Regions from separate parts of the Homo sapiens genome. Here region 1 is linked to region 2. A link is a loop called in an ENCODE intact Hi-C map of the cell type or tissue named here. Cell type or tissue: HepG2. All regions are shown on one strand.

Region 1 (8,000 bases), 200 kb after region 2:
AAACCCTGTCTCTACTAAAAATACAAAAAAAAGAAAAAATTAGCTGGGCGTGGTGGCGGGCACCTGTAGTCCCAGCTACTAGGGAGGCTGAGGCAGGAGAATGGTGTGAACCTGGGAGGTGGAGCTTGCAGTGAGCCAAGATCGTGCCACTGCACTCCAGCCTGGGTGACAGAGCGAGACTCCGTCTCAAAAAAAAAAAAAAAAAAAAAAAATAGTTTCTTATGAGTTGTGACTGGGTTTCTATAGTTGTGAAATTGAGGGATGAAATGAGACCCTCAAGAGGTCTTACAAGAGGCAATAAACTAATTGGGGACACCTTATGTCTTGGTTTTTTTCCTTTGGCCCAGCCTGTACCTCCTTAGAGAGCTGCATATCTATTGCTGCATATACAACAGCAGGTTTGCAGCTCACGCCATGTAACCTCATCCCTTTCCCATAGGCACATGGTAAATGCACTCTCACTGTAAAGGTTTGTCTACAAGACATTAACTACTTTTTAGAACCAGATGAATCATTTGCCATGAATTTCTTTTTTATTAAGCTTTTTAATCTTGCAGGCAAATTGGCCCAAGAACTTTGGTGTGGTCTGAGAAAGAGCAGGTGGAAAAGTCTGCTTATGAGTTTTCTGAGGTTGGTCATTTAGTTATCCTTTGTAATCATTGTGATAGACAGTAGATTGAAGATTTTGAGTGTGAAATGTGATGGTTTTAAGTGATACGGGGAAAGAACCAGATTGTCTTTTATGTAGATGTGTAGTTGCTACATTCTTTTTATCATTTTCATTTAACATAAAAATCATTAACTTGTAACCTTCATAGAAAGCAATATACAATTTTAAGAAATGTACAATGGTGATAATTAAGGCATACAGACATATATATGTTGATTTTTCAGACTGAATCTATGCTTAAAATAGCAGAAGATCTGGGAGGACCGTATGTATGGGGACAGTATGACCTATTGGTCCTGCCACCATCCTTCCCTTATGGTGGCATGGAGAATCCTTGCCTTACTTTTGTAACTCCTACTCTACTGGTAAGTGTAAATGTTTCTTCATTTGAAATTGACGTTTCAAAAATAAACTTAAGAACCTTAGGAGTCCTAATAATATGTATATATATGTAAAGAACCTTAGAGTCCTAATAATGTATATATGTATAAAAATCTTTTCTCTTGTTCGTGTAACCTTTGTTTCTAATTTTATTGTTTATTGTGGTTATCACAATCTCATTTTTTTTTTGTTGTTTTTTGAGACACAGGCTTGCTCTGTTGCCCAGGTTGGAGTGCAGTGGCACAATCTCAGCTCACTGCAACCTCTGCCCCCGGGTTCAAGCGATTCTCCTGCCTCAGCCTCTTGAGTAGCTGGGACTATAGGTGCACACCACCATGCCCAGCTAATTTTTGTAATTTTAGTAGAGATGGGGTTTCACTATATTGGCCAGGGTAGTCTCGATCCTCTGACCTCGTGATCCACCTGCCTTGGCCTCCCAAAGTGCTGGGATTACAGGCATGAACCACCCCACCAGGCCTCCATCTTGTTTTTGAAAGGAAAATAATCAGGCCATTTGGAGAAGGAGAATATTATGTTCACGGTATTTGGGGAGTTGGGCATGGGGGTGCTGTGTAACAACAATTCATTGATAAATTATGTATCCAGACAATCAGACTATACCAATTACACTTGGTGTGTAGGTACAATTAAAAAAAAAATCAGTACACCATGTACAGGAAAGGATTAGGGCCATAGAACGCTGCTATGTTTAATATGCCTGTGAGCTACTTTAAATTCTTCTTAGAACCAAAATGAGTGATGGATTAGCAATAAAATAAATAAAATACAGCACAGGACACATAGGACACTCTAAAGTTTTATTAAATATATTTTGGGTAATAGGAGAGAAAGAAAGTGATGGGTAAATAAGAGCAGATATAAAAATGGAAGTAGAAGAAATGTTTCATGGAAGTTAGACACAAATAGACTGGCTTTCATTGTATTGCAAAAATTCCCTAGAATTAGGGCAAGAAAGAATGATGCTAATTTTTAGTTCTGTATTTTTTTTGTTTTTTCAATTAAGGTCTCTTTTACCTTCTTTGAAGTGCTGTAGTAGAAATACAGTGGATCACCAGTGCCAGTATGCTAAGTATTTAGGTAGGCAGTCTTTTAGATAGTCTGTAATTCGATTACTAAAATACTAAGGTAATTTTCTTTTTTTGTAGGCAGGCGACAAGTCACTCTCCAATGTAAGTTAAACTTTTTCATTATGGCCTTACCTTCAAGAAGTATTACGTCAACTGATTTTAAAATATCCCTTGTATTTTTATGTTAAAGATATGGTTATAATGGACAATTTGGGGACTCTTCTCACATTATTAACAATTAGATGTAATAGATTTAAGGAAATTTTATGGTTTGATCTCTTCATATATTTATGAAATATTTTTAATGCAGTGATATATCTATTTAATATTTTCTAAGTAATTTTTGTTTTCTAATTACTTTATGCCATATTTGTGTGTGTGTGTATGTCTTTGGTTAAATTAAAGATTTTGCTGAACTGAGTAACTCCCTGAATATCTCAGCTAATATTTTTTAAAAATTGAATAACATGGAGTGTTTACAGTAGAATGGGTTATTTTAGGTTAAGATAATCAGTCTTACTATTAATCACACTGTTTTCTTTAGGTCATTGCACATGAAATATCTCATAGCTGGACAGGGAATCTAGTGACCAACAAAACTTGGGATCACTTTTGGTAAGATTTTTGTTATTATTTCTTTATTGGTTCATGTTGCTGATTTTTTTTTCCCTGCCTCCTACCACTCTGAATTGTTTTGTGTGTATCTCTTGTTTTTCTTTGTTATCATCTCTTAGGTAGGCAAGGATTTTTTTTTTTTTTGACATGGAGTCTCACTCTGTCACTCAGGCTAGAGTGCAGTGGTGCGATCTAGCTCACTGCAAGCTCTGCCTCCCAGGTTCAAGTGATTCTTCTGTCTCAGCCTCCCGAGTAGCTGGGATTACAGGCATGCGCCACCACGCCCAGCTAATTTTTTGTATTTTAGTAGAGATGGGGTTTCACCGTGTTGCCCAGGCTGGTCTCGAACTCCTGAGCTCAGGCAATCCACCCACCTTGGCCTCCCAAAGTGCTAGGATTACAGGTGTGAGCCACCATGCCCAGCTATTTTTTTTTTTTAATTGGAGACAAGGTCTCACTCTGTGGCCCAGGCTGTAGTGCAGTGGTGCAATCTCTGCTAACTGCAACTCCAGGGTTGCAATCCTCCCTCCTCAGCCTCCAAAGTGGCTGAGACTAAAGGCGCATGCCACTATGCCTGGCTAATTTTTGTATTTTTTATAGAGATGGGATTTCACCATGTCGCCCAGACTGGTCTCAAACTCCTGAGCTCAAGTGATCCGCCCACCTCGGCCTCCCAAAGTGCTGAGATTATAGGCATAAGCCGCCACGCCCAGCCAACAAGGATTTTTTTTTTTTTTTTTTTTTTGAGATGGAGTCTCACTCTGTCGCCCAGGCTGGTGTGCAGTAGTGTGATCTCTCTGCCTCTCAGTTCAAGCAATTCTTGTGCCTTAGCCTCCCGAGTATCTGGGACTACAGGTGCACGCCACCATGCTCAGCTCATTTTTGTATTTTTAGTAGAGACGGGGTTTCACCATGTTGGCCAGGCTGGTCTTGAACTCCTGACCTCAGATAATTCTCCCGCCTCGGCCTCCCAAAGTGCTAGGATTACAGGCGTGGGCCACCATGCCCGGCCAACAAGGATAGTTCTTAAAAATTCTGTAACACTTATTACAGCGTTAGGAGTGTTAGGTTCAGTCTAGGTGTTAAGTTTAATTCCTGATATACTCCCACTTTTAACATAGGGACATGCAAGAGCAGAAGCAGGGCTTAACTTTCCCTGCTGCCATCTGCTGGGCTGGGCTTCCCATTGCTCTGGATTGACTGCCTGGGAGCCAGAGTCGGCTTAGACTGTAGTGGTCATGCCTTACAACTGCTTTCCTCTGTAGAAAAGCCAAAAAGAAAATATCTTGATTGAAATGTCTTTTCTTCTCAGCTGTGTCCGTGTTTTTATTAAAATATTTTTTTTTCAGGTTAAATGAGGGACATACTGTGTACTTGGAACGCCACATTTGCGGACGATTGTTTGGTGAAAAGTTCAGACATTTTAATGCTCTGGGAGGATGGGGAGAACTACAGAATTCGGTAAAGGAGTCAAAGTTTTAAAAACCTTCATCCAAAGTTGTATAGGTGTTAAAAACTGAGTTTTTATAAAAGCGTCTTTACTGTGTAGCAACCAAAAAGTCATTTTTACAAGTGTGGAAAGTGAAGTCAATGCTGGTATAACACTGTGTTGATCCACACTGTTCACTGTTCTATGTAAGGTAGTTTTGATGACCTGGTCTAAATAGGGAGCTGTGGGACCTCACTGGGTCTTTGCTATTAATATAGCTGTTTACTATGTTTGCATCTTATTTGGTATGTCATTTTTAAGTGTTGTCTCCTGAAAGCCAAATTTGCTGACCAGGCATTAAATCATTTTTCTAGTCTTTTTATAAGAATAAAGCCTGTATTATTGAGCAAGAAACAACAGAGAATATTACTTAAGTAAGCATTCTATTAATAGACTTCCAGAAGTTTATGCCAACATATCCTAGTGTTCCAGTCTCCAAGTTTTAGATTCCCCTAAAGTTACACCACTGAGTGAAGTAATACCTCCTTATTAGCTTATTTGCGTGGTGATAGCAGTCTTTCTATATGTTTCTCCATGTTATTTCATGTCTTGCAGGTAAAGACATTTGGGGAGACACATCCTTTCACCAAACTTGTGGTTGATCTGACAGATATAGACCCTGATGTAGCTTATTCTTCAGTTCCCTATGAGAAGGGCTTTGCTTTACTTTTTTACCTTGAACAACTGCTTGGAGGACCAGGTAAGTAGTTGGTATTTTATGATTTTTTTTTTCTTTTTGAGGGTAATGTGAGAATTAGGAAGAATTGTAAACTATTGTTTTGTTCCATTTAATACTTCCAATTCATTCTGGATGTAGCTGCTGAAGAAATCTGTATTGTTTTCTGAGTTACCTCTCAACTTAAAACCATTAATAACCCCTAAGGTTTAAATTATGCTGCTTCATTTTTTAAAAAATCTCATCAGTTTTTGAAATTAGGATAATAGTGTGTATTCCCTGAAAACATTTCTATGGTACAGAAGTTTATAAGAGTAACAAGTGAGAGTCCATCAACCCCTTTCCACTCCCCAGGGGTAACCACTGTTAGCAGTTTGGTGTAAATGGCTCCAGATCATTTTCTAGGTGTAAATTAACAAGCAGACAAATAAATACATGTAATTATTTTAATTACAAAAAATGGGTCATGCTATATATTGGCTCTGCATTTGTGTTTTGTTTTGCTCGATATTTCACATACACCCTTCTGTGTCAGTACATATAAATCTGTTTCATACTTTTTAATGCCATCATACTAGTTCATGATAAAGCTATGCTGAGTTATGTACCCATCCCCCACTGATGGACATTGAGGTGTTCTCCTTGGTTGATTGACTTGGAAGGCTGTCTGTCACCTGGATCCATTCTGCCTGTCCAGTCTTATTTTTCTCCTTTCTAGTCATGTGAAGGTTATTGCTTTTAGAACTTGGGTTATGCATTCCTTTTCTGTGTCTTCATGTGTTATCCCCTTACCTATAATTAGAATTTCTCTTCTCCCTTCCACTGAATTACATATATTCTTCAAGGCCCAACTTAAGTCCCACCTCCTTTTTTGAACATTCTTTCACTCTGAAAGTCCTCGTAGATTTCCCTATTCTCTGAATGTTCTCTGTTCTCTGTGGTTAATAGTACAATGCCAAACACGCACACAAAATGTCAAATAATTACCTTTCTATGAATTGATTTCTTTTCTTTTTTACTCTTAGAGATTTTCCTAGGATTCTTAAAAGCTTATGTTGAGAAGTTTTCCTATAAGAGCATAACTACTGATGACTGGAAGGATTTCCTGTATTCCTATTTTAAAGATAAGGTTGGATTTAAAAACCTTTTCTATTTTTCATGCTCGATATATCTCTATTTATTGACTGATTAGGTTAACTTGTATTATCTAATAGTAGTATTGGTTCAGAACTTTAGGACTCAACCTCTCATTGCATATTTTTTCTATTTTAAATGTGATCTTAACCACATGAACTACCTGTAGAATTTTCCTATTTCAGAGAAGTCATCAATAGTATGGTGATGAATATAAATTTTAGAAGATAGAGTTAGATGAGGTAATGGATATATTAGCTTGACTTAGTCCACATTGAGTACATATATCAAAACATCGCATTGTGTCACATAAGTATACACAATTATGATCTATCAATTTAAAATATTAATTTTTAAAAAAGATTTAGAAATTATCTTGATATAGCAGATTAGACAAAATTATATATCTAAGGACTTACAAGTTTAAATTTTTTTTTGACAGGAAAGGGCATTCTATTGTAAACTGTGAATTCTTACTATTCATAGGTTGATGTTCTCAATCAAGTTGATTGGAATGCCTGGCTCTACTCTCCTGGACTGCCTCCCATAAAGCCCAAGTAAGTACTTGCCTGCTAATGCTTTCCTTCTCATTCTCCTAACTCCTAGAGAGCCTCAAAATATCTGAAAGAATAGTATGCCTTCCTGAAACTGTTACTAGTAAATGATGAAAGCAGAGTTCTTAGGTGTTTTGGCCTTAACCCTGAGGCCAAAAGAATAATTTCTGCAGTTTACAAATATGGTTTTTCACTTCAAGTAATTGAGTGCCTCCTTTCTGCACAAGGATGGTGAGGGATTTAGACAATAAGCTATTGTATCTTCCTTCAAACTTCTGCAATAAAAATATTTTATAAGTATTATGTTAATTACAACACTGTTATAAGTTATTATCCCCATTTCCCAAGGAGGTAAGTTAGGTTTAGCTAGGTAAAGTGTCTTGCCCTAGGTTGCACAGCTAGTGAGTAGTAAAAGTTGAGATTCAAACCCTGGCAGTCTTATTGCCTCCAATATACTGCTTTCTTCCTTCTTTTTTTTTAGAAACAGGGTCTCACTCTGTGGCTCAGCCTGGCGTGCAGTGATGTGATCTTAGCTCACTGCACCCTCTGCCTTCCAGGCTCAAGTGATCCTCCTACCTCAGCCTTACAAGTAGCTGGGACCACAGATGCGCACTACCACACCCGGCTGTTTTTGTACTTTTGCTAGAGGCAGGGTTTCACCATATTGCCCAGGCTGGTCTCGAACTCCTGAGCTCAAACAATCCACCTGCCTTTGTCTCCCAGAGTGTTGGGATTACAGGCGTGAGCCACCGTGCCCGGCCTCAATATACTGCTTTTTATACTGAACCCCCTCCTTCAATCGGACCTGAACCCTGGTCTTTCACGAGTTGTGTGAGGACACTGACCATGGCATGTTCCATGGCATGTTCTCTTGTTGCCTTTCTTTTGGATCACCAAAATTGCCTACCAGCTTCTCTTACACTAAACAGGCCAGTTTAATTGATGTTCAGGGAGCAGCAGGAGAGAAGCTAAGAAACAAGATGAGGCCTGGTCATGTTTGTTTGTAAAGCACTTTAAACAGCCAGGCCGAGAAGTGTTTGGTTGAGAAGTTACTGGGAGTTCTGAGTATGGAACAAATGTGGTCAGAGCGCCCCACTAACTGGGCAGTCCTGGTTATCATAGGCTGTGGTGGGAAACAGGAGCTCAGGTAGGGAGGGGTGATTACGATAGAATGTTTCGAATTTTGTGTTGGAAACAGGTGGCACAAATCATCAGTAAACCCTTTTAACGTCTAAAAAAGGTATCAGCAAAAATAATACTTTAGATTTTTTTCCTAGCACTTCATTAAGAAGTGCCATACATTATCTCGTTAATTTTTACAACAGCCTTGCTAGAGATTATGAGGACCTGAAGTCATACAAAGGCAGTGGAAAAGAAAGGAGTAACTGAGAGA
Region 2 (8,000 bases):
CACAACTATTTTCACATACAATCACACTGTACATTCCACTGCGCCTCTGCCAGTTGGAAATTTTGCCCTCTGGGGTGTTGGAAAACACAGACTTTGTACCATCATGCTGGGAGGTACGCCCTTCCAATAACCGCTAACACTACAGATTTTCGTAAACTCATCTATATGAGTATCTCTCTCACCGGAAAAAAAATTTAAACGATTTTTTTTTCTAAATTAATTCCTTGATACCTAGAATCCTTAATGAAGTCCAATGTCTTAACAGGCAGGTACAATAAAGCCCATTTATCTGGATGCCACTTTAAGGAATGTGAGTAATTCAGACAGTACACTGTGGCTTTTATTAAATCAACAATTGAAAAAGTGGTGGTACTTGAGATTTATGTTTGATAGATTATTATGCACATGGAGGCCTGCTCTAAGTTAAAATGTTTCATCTGCCTAACTTTACTTAGCTGATTTCCCACCACTCTGAGCTTCAAAAATGTAGAACACATAAAAGGCATGCTAGAAATCTTTTTTTTAAAATTCCCTTTATCTAATGAGAAAATGCTTATCTTGGCCGGGCGCGGTGGCTCACGCCTGTAATCCCAGCACTTTGCGAGGCCGAGGCGGGCGGATCACAAGGTCAGGAGATCGAGACCATCCCGGCTAACACAGTGAAACCCTGTCTCTACTAAAAATACAAAAAATTAGCCAGGCGTGGTGGCGGGCGCCTGTGGTCCCAGCTACTCGGGAGGCTAAGGCAGGAGAATGGCGTGAACCCAGGAGGTGGAGCTTGCAGTGAGGCAAGATCGCGCCACTACACTCCAGCCTAGGTGACAGAGCGAGACTCTGTCTCAAAAAAAAAAAAAAAAAATGCTTATCTTTCCCCTGCCTAGACCCCCACTTTTTTAAGATTCAGGGGGTATACATGCATGTTTGTTACATGGGTATACTGCATAATGGCGGGGATTGGGCTTCTAGCATACCCACCACCCAAATAGCGAACACTGCACCCAACAGGTAATCTGGCAGCCCTCACTCCCTCCCTCTCTCCCCACTTTTGGAGTCCCCAGTCTATTATTCCCGTCCTTATCAGACCTTATTTTGAATGTACAAAATTTTATCAGGTATTTTAATGCCATTCTTTTTGCAGAATCGAACTCTGTGCTTTCATACTGAGGCCCATCAGTCTGCTTTTAAAGGCATTGCTGCTCTTACAGGAAGAGGTGCCCCCTTCACATCTGATACTTTCTGGATTCCTCTGACCTCACCTCAACCTTGCAGCCTGCAGGGCCTTCCCGTCTCTGGCTGGTCTCTCACCATTTCTACCAGCACTGACCAGGACCATGGTCACAGGGGGCTGAGGTCCACCCACTCCTACTCCAGAGGGCAAAACCACCTGTTACTTGCCCCAACTCCTTTCCCTTTGTAATGCAGAGCTGTGATCTGCCATGGTAGAGTGAAGTTAGATGATTTAGAGCAGCTTGTCAAACGTGAATCATATGCATACCTCCTTTAAAGGAGGAGGAGGAAAAGTGATTTTCGTTCTCAGTGTTGACAAATGATTTTTTTTTTTTTTTTTTTTGAGACGGCGTCTCTCTTTGTCCCTCAGGCTGGAGTGCAGTGGTGCGATCTCGGCTCACTGCAACCTCTGCCTCCCGGGTTCAAGCGATTCTCCTGCCTCAGCCTTCCAAGTAGCTGGGACCACAGGTGCGCACCACCACGCCCAGCTAATTTTTTTGTATTTTTAGTGGAGACAGGGTTTCACCATGTTGGCCAAGATGGTCTCGATCTCCTGACCTCAGGTGATCTGCCCGCCTCGGCCTCCCAAAGTGCTGGGATTACAGGTGTGAGCCACTGTGCCCAGCTGAGGAATTGGTTTGTTAAAAAATAATTTTCAAAAGAGGGTTAAATCATGGCTCTCATACAGATATCAAAATGAACACGTTCGAGATTTTATTTCACTCATAATTCAGTAGGGAACCAGGCAGACGTTATAATGAGTTCAAAAAAGCATCTGAATAATAGAGGCATTTATAGAAGAAGAACATTGAAATAAATGCTTAAATGGAGGCAAAACTAGGGGTGGGAGTCAATGGCACTCTGTAAGACAGAATTTGGCTGTCTATAGACGAGAATTATTTCATGATCAGTTACCTATAGTCAACAACGTTGTAAAATACCTTCCAAAAAATCAGAATCACATCATCCGGAGGGAGTCTTCTCTAGAGTCAAGAATGCAGTTTTTCACTGAAGCATAATTCTTTTCTTTTCGACTAGGTCTCACTCTGTCAGCCAGGCTGGAGTGCAGTGGCACGATCTTGGCTCACTGCAGCCTCAGCCTCCTGGGGTCAAACAATCCTCCCATCTCTAGCTCCCAAGTAGCTTGGGCTACAGGTATGTGCCACCACGCCCTGCTCATTTCTTAATTTTTTGTGGAGACCATCTCTGTATGTTGCTCAGGAGTCTCCAACTCCTGGCCTGAAGCAACTCTCCTGCCTCAGCCTCTCAAAGTGCTGGGATTACAGGCATGAGCCATCGCATCCAGCTGTTTAGCTATTTTCTATAACTCAAAGCAGGTGCTAGTGAAGCACTTTTGTCTATTTGGAAGGTAAGCGCAGATTCTGGCACCTGACTCTCTGGGTTCAACAGCAAAGACTCGTCCTGTCTGGTTGTGGGACTTTGGGGAAGTTACTTAACCTTTCTGTGCCTCAGTATCCTCATAGGTAAAATGGGACTGATATGATAAAAGTATCATATCATACAGGGTTGTTGTAAGAGTTACAGAAGTTACTAATAATGCACTTAAACTACACCTGGGGCAAAGTAAGTGCTATTTAAATGTTAACTACAATTACCTTTTAAGCTACAGGGAATCCTCCTCACAGAGCTTGCTGTGGAGTCACATGGCCTTCACCAGGCTAGAAGGCATTGTGTAGCTACAGCACCCACCTGGGCTCTTTGTCCATTAGGCAATGAGCCCCACACAGGCACTGAAATCCAGGGAGACTCTTCAGCCACATGGCGACTGTGGTTTATAAGGTGACTTGGAGTATGCTTCTGTTTTGTAGTCTATCATCAAATATGAAAGCACAAAAAATCGTAAATGCTTGCAGAAAACTCAGATGCTAGGGCACTGATTCTCCGACTCCAGCTTAACAAACACTGGTTTAAATGCTGACCCTGAGGCCTCCAAGCTGTGTGACCTCAGCAAAGAGGGTCCCTGGGGCTCTCTCCTTCCCTGGGGTACATTCGGCTCCCATCTATGTGGTTTCTCTGGAGCAGGAAGGAGAGTCAAGTACATGAGAGCTGTTGGGTCAGATAGCGAAGAAAGAAAGATGTTCTAAATGACAAGCCAAGGGACAATGATGACAACACCGCTCATAGCCGCTGCAGATGGGGCCCTACAGGAGGGCATTCACGGGCTGGTCAGGGCAAAAGACACAGAGTAGAGAGGCCGAGAGTAAAACGCTTGACCTCTGGCACAGAGGGGAGGGACATTTTTGCAGACTCTGAGTGATTATTTTCTGCCCTTATTCTGTTTTCAGCTTTTTGCACTTAAAGAATGCAGTTATGAAAACAGTTTTGAGGCTAGGCGTGATAGCTCACGCCTGTAATCCTGGCACTTTGGGAGGCCGAGGTGGGTGGATCGCTTGAGCCCAGGAATTCGAGACCAGCCTGGGCAAGAGTAAGACCCCATCTCTACAAAAAATACAAAAATTAGCTGTGTCTGGTGGTCCGCGCCTGTCCACCCAGCTACTCAAGAGGCTGGGGTGAGAGGATCGCCTAAGCCTGGGAAGTAGAGGCTGCAGTGAGCTGTGATTGCACCACTGCACTCCAGCCTGGGTGACAGAGCGAGACCATCTCTCTTTAAAAAAAAAAAAAAAAAAAAAGGTTTTATGTCCCTCTTTAGTCTTTCCCATGTTTTTATTTAACTTTGATTCATTCTTTAATCCGACGGAGCCTCAAAAAGAAAGATGCTATTGACAGAAATATTGATCATTCTCATTACGCTGTGCCCGCCTCCGCCTACGTGAGAGCTGTCAGGTCACATGACACGATCCCAGCTTCAGGTGTCCCAGCTGCCTCCTGCCTCTGTCACCGAAAAGCTACTGGCCTCTTCTTGGAAGCTGACCTCCTTCCTGTCGGCCACAAGGTGGCGCCCGACGTCTTAATGTGAGCAAGGGCCGCACAGACCCCTTATGCAAAGTATGAGGTTTTTGCCTCCATTCTTAGAAGTCGAAATGCCCACTTATTTGTTCTTCTTTCTACTGATGGCAACCTAGCACTTCCCTTTGCATGTTCCTTGTTTCATTTTTACTGAGGTGGGAGTTGAGGGGGCAGAATTAGCTTTGATTTTCTTAAGCTTCTATGTGGTGGGAAATAAGAAACGAGGCAACTTAAAAAAAAAAAAAAGGCAATGAGAGCCCAAGAAAAGGAGAAAAACTTCTGGGTAAGGAATAAACAAAATAGGTGCTCATGAGGTACCCATGTCTTTTTTCGTTTGTTAAATTTTGCATGGTTAGAGAAATGAAGATGGATTTGAACACTTCTTACTGAAAATTCTGCTGAGTTCAACTCCTCTGCCAGTATCTGCTATGCATTTCCATGTCATGATACTATCATTGTCTAAGACAAAGGGTAGTAGCCATTTCATTATAGAAAATGAACCCTGTACCTCAGTCAAAGAACTGGAAGACAACATTTTATATTATTAGGGATCTGCAATAACTCAGCACAGAGTAAGTGTAAGGTATTAAGTAAATAAGGATAATATTTGAAAAAAAAACTTATACAAGTTCTGAAGTTTTTTATTATTTCTGTGAGTTGGAAGACTATTAAATTTATTTTCAAAGGACATTTAAATTATTTTGATCATTATCACTGTGTATAAAAAAGGCATGAGGCCAACTTCATGTCTCCCAAGCTTTTCATTTATTAACAAGTATTTGCATTCTGTGAATATCTACAAATTGTTCATTTTAAAAAAGGTAAACAAAAGTAGGTATTGCTCACCTATTTACTTACTCTTTACAGTCTGCAATGGTTTTTGCTGTTTTTTTTTTTGTTTGTTTGTTTTGTTTTGTTTTTTGAGACAGAGTCTTGCTCTGTCGCCCAGGCTGGAGCACAGTGGTGTGATCTCGGTTCACTGCAAGCTCCGCCTCCCAGGTTCAAGTGATTCTCGTGCCTCAGCCTCCCGAGTAGCTGGGACTACAGGCGCACACCACTGCCTCCGGCTCATTTTTGTATTTTTAGTAGAGACAGGGTTTCAGCATGTTCGCCAGGGTGGTCTCAAACTCCTGACCTCAGGTGATCCACCCACCTCGGCCTCCCAAAGTGCTGGGATTATAAGCGTGAGCCACCGTGTCTGGCCCAGTCTGCAATGTTTTTTAAATAACTCTTCCATCTTGGGAAAGAGAAAGGTTGCTGGGATTACATGCCTGTACATGTTATATCTAGCACAATGTAATATCTAGCACAATGCAAGGATTACTGGGTTTTTAATGAACGGATTACATGTCTGTAATCCCAGCACTTTGGGAGACCGAGGAGGGAGGACAGTTTGTGCCTAGGAGTTCAAGACCAGCCTGGGCAACACGAGACCCCCATCCCCACAAAAAACACAAAAGTTAGCTGGATGTGGTGACACATACCTGTAGTCCCAGCTACTTGGGGAGCTGAGGCAGGAGGATCACTTAAGCCCAGGAGTTTGAGGCTGCAGTGAGCTGTGATCACATCACTGCACCCCAGCCTGGGCAACAGAGCATGAACCTGTCTCAAAAACAAAACAAAAAAAAAGAGAGATTTTTCAGAGGAAATCACTGACAACCACTGAAATAACAACATATGCAATTTACTGTGTGTAGGAACACCCCTCTTTCCTTCTGGAACTATGCTGTCTCTGGCTAAATTAGAAGTAACTCAATTGGTTTGTCAGTGACTTTTATATGGGTGAGTAGTAAATGATGGCTTCGTTAACACTGGCTGAGAAAATGTCTTACAACCATTCGACTTTTTCCCACAGAATTCACCGCACCCCACCCTAATAACCACCATACAACCCAGCCCTATGTTATCCTACATTTTCAGAGCGGGCCCACAGTAAGACAGAAAAGGGCCTATTTCCATCCAAGGCTGCCTCGTGTGGGTACCTCTTGATCCCTAACAGTCCAAAACTTTTTAAGATTCCTGGGATAGAGTTTGTTCTTTCTGGGCTTAGAGAAGAAGAGGTGGTCAATCTGCAGGGTAAAGAAATAACTGATTGTCCCAGAAGCACACCCTATTTCTCTGTAGCACAAAGCAGCAAGGCAATTTAAATGAGATGGTGTGTGGAAAAAGCATGGCACTGCGCCAAAGGCTTATATATGTTTTAAACCTTCAACAAGGTTTCTATGCCCCCTTCGTATATGCCTTATATGAAGCCTTCCACAACACATAAACAGCTATTTATTTTTAGCCATCATTTCACTTGCATTACCCAGCACTTCCAACACAGCCCCTGACAAACAATAGGTACTCAATTAAAAGGTGTGTAATGAATCACAATTTCTTTGGCTCTCGATTTCTCTAAGATGGGTATTGTAAGATCTGACTTCACAGACTCTTCCAAAATGAGCTAAAGAGCCTAGAAAAAATAATTTTATTTTGCTTCCCCCTCCCCCGCGAGAAAGATGAACTCACTCCCTTCTCCAGTGTGATCTTCTTTGAGTCCTGTATCCCGCCACGTGGCTCACCGGTAGCCACACAGAGTGTGCACTATGCAGTCTTCAACACACACACATCTTCATTTAATCTCTTCTTTGAAAACATCAGACAAAAATTTTATTGGGTGGTTAAAGGAATATAAGCCTCCTAGATCAAAGCAGCCAACTGGTCACCCGGCCTTCCCAAATTGAGGCTGCCGTTCATTAGAGCTGCTTGGTTAACCACATCCACCTCCCCCCTATAACAACATCCCCAGGAAACAGATTTAGAAGTCCTGGGAATTGCAGGGAAAATCTTTTCAGGTAACCTTCTGTATTAAAACAGCAGACCATGTCTTGAAAGATGAGTGGGGCTATAAAAAACAGAGGTTCCTACAACCTGAGGCAGTCCCTAGGCCCCCTCAGAGTCTCACATGGAAGGACAAGCTCTGCTGACAATGCTTTTTCTTTAAACAGATGGGCTGTTCCTTCCCAGACATTTTTGGACTAAAACCTGAACATTCACTTTCTTTGCAATTGTTTTTGTTGCCTGTGTTGTTTGCATTCTCTTAATTCTAGCTTGAAGCACGTCCCGCAGTTCTCATACTTGGTAACATTCAGCTTCCTCTTCTTCTGCAGGTTGCAGGCAGGAAACTGGAAAATGGGCCACAGGAAACCTGGCCTCCTACATCTGTCCCACTTTGTCACTGCAGCTCTGGTTTCATTTTGTCTTGTGTTTTAGCTCTGTTTTAACCTTCAGTACTGCAGCCCAACTCTGCCTTCTGAAACAACACTGAGGTTCTTATCGCCCAAGAAAACTCAGAATTTTTGTTCCTCCCCAAAGTAATTAACATTGTGAATTCAACAGGGAAAAAATACTAAGCAGATTCTCCTAAACAGTAGTCATTTGGATCAGAAAAATGATTCATTAGATGTAATAAAGCTATTAATAAATCCACAATGAAAATTAAAGACTGTTTCATAATACTGGACACAGAAAAGTTTTTATTTTGTATTTCCTGTGATTAAGGTCAATGGAAAAGCACAAGTTATTTTAGGTAAATATGGTTACTAGTGGTCCAAGGCTGCCTGATGAATTTTAACTTGCTAGGCTTTGATAAATAACGTACAAAAATAAGCTACAATCATATTTCATTATAAATATCACATTGTGATATATTTCAAATTGTTTCATAATATCACAACTATTAAGTTGAACTGTAAGAAATTATTCTTTTTAGAGATCAAAACTAGTTAAATACCAGCAATCTCATATATTCAACCTAAAATATATTCACATACATAAAACTGATACACACACACACACACACA

What was found. Hi-C counts contacts between places; a loop is a spot of excess contacts. Peaks named below come from ENCODE experiments on the same cell type or tissue, not always from the same donor. Only the 100,000 strongest peaks of a DNase experiment are listed, where the experiment ranks them.
Region 1: a loop joins it to region 2, with 6 times the contacts of the local background. A loop is called at or near these places in 2 of 110 quality-filtered maps.

What each region holds. Positions count from the first base shown.
Region 1 is chr12:96,011,798-96,019,797 of GRCh38, reverse strand. LTA4H (leukotriene A4 hydrolase) reads left to right here. Exons shown (of 19, transcript NM_000895.3): 7 at 558-630; 8 at 895-1,035; 9 at 2,218-2,241; 10 at 2,684-2,754; 11 at 4,104-4,215; 12 at 4,799-4,943; 13 at 5,945-6,048; 14 at 6,540-6,610. Among named protein-coding and RNA genes, the nearest start is that of HAL, 19 kb to the right of the region's middle. In HepG2, a CTCF peak has its summit at 3,924 (motif pointing left); no DNase peak of the experiment used is centred here.
Region 2 is chr12:96,211,508-96,219,507 of GRCh38, reverse strand. The region is part of intron 1 of ELK3 (ETS transcription factor ELK3); the gene reads right to left. Among named protein-coding and RNA genes, the nearest start is that of ELK3, 21 kb to the right of the region's middle. In HepG2, a CTCF peak has its summit at 4,139 (motif pointing right); DNase peaks (open chromatin) are centred at 47, 3,405 and 4,107; H3K4me3 peaks cover 507 bases.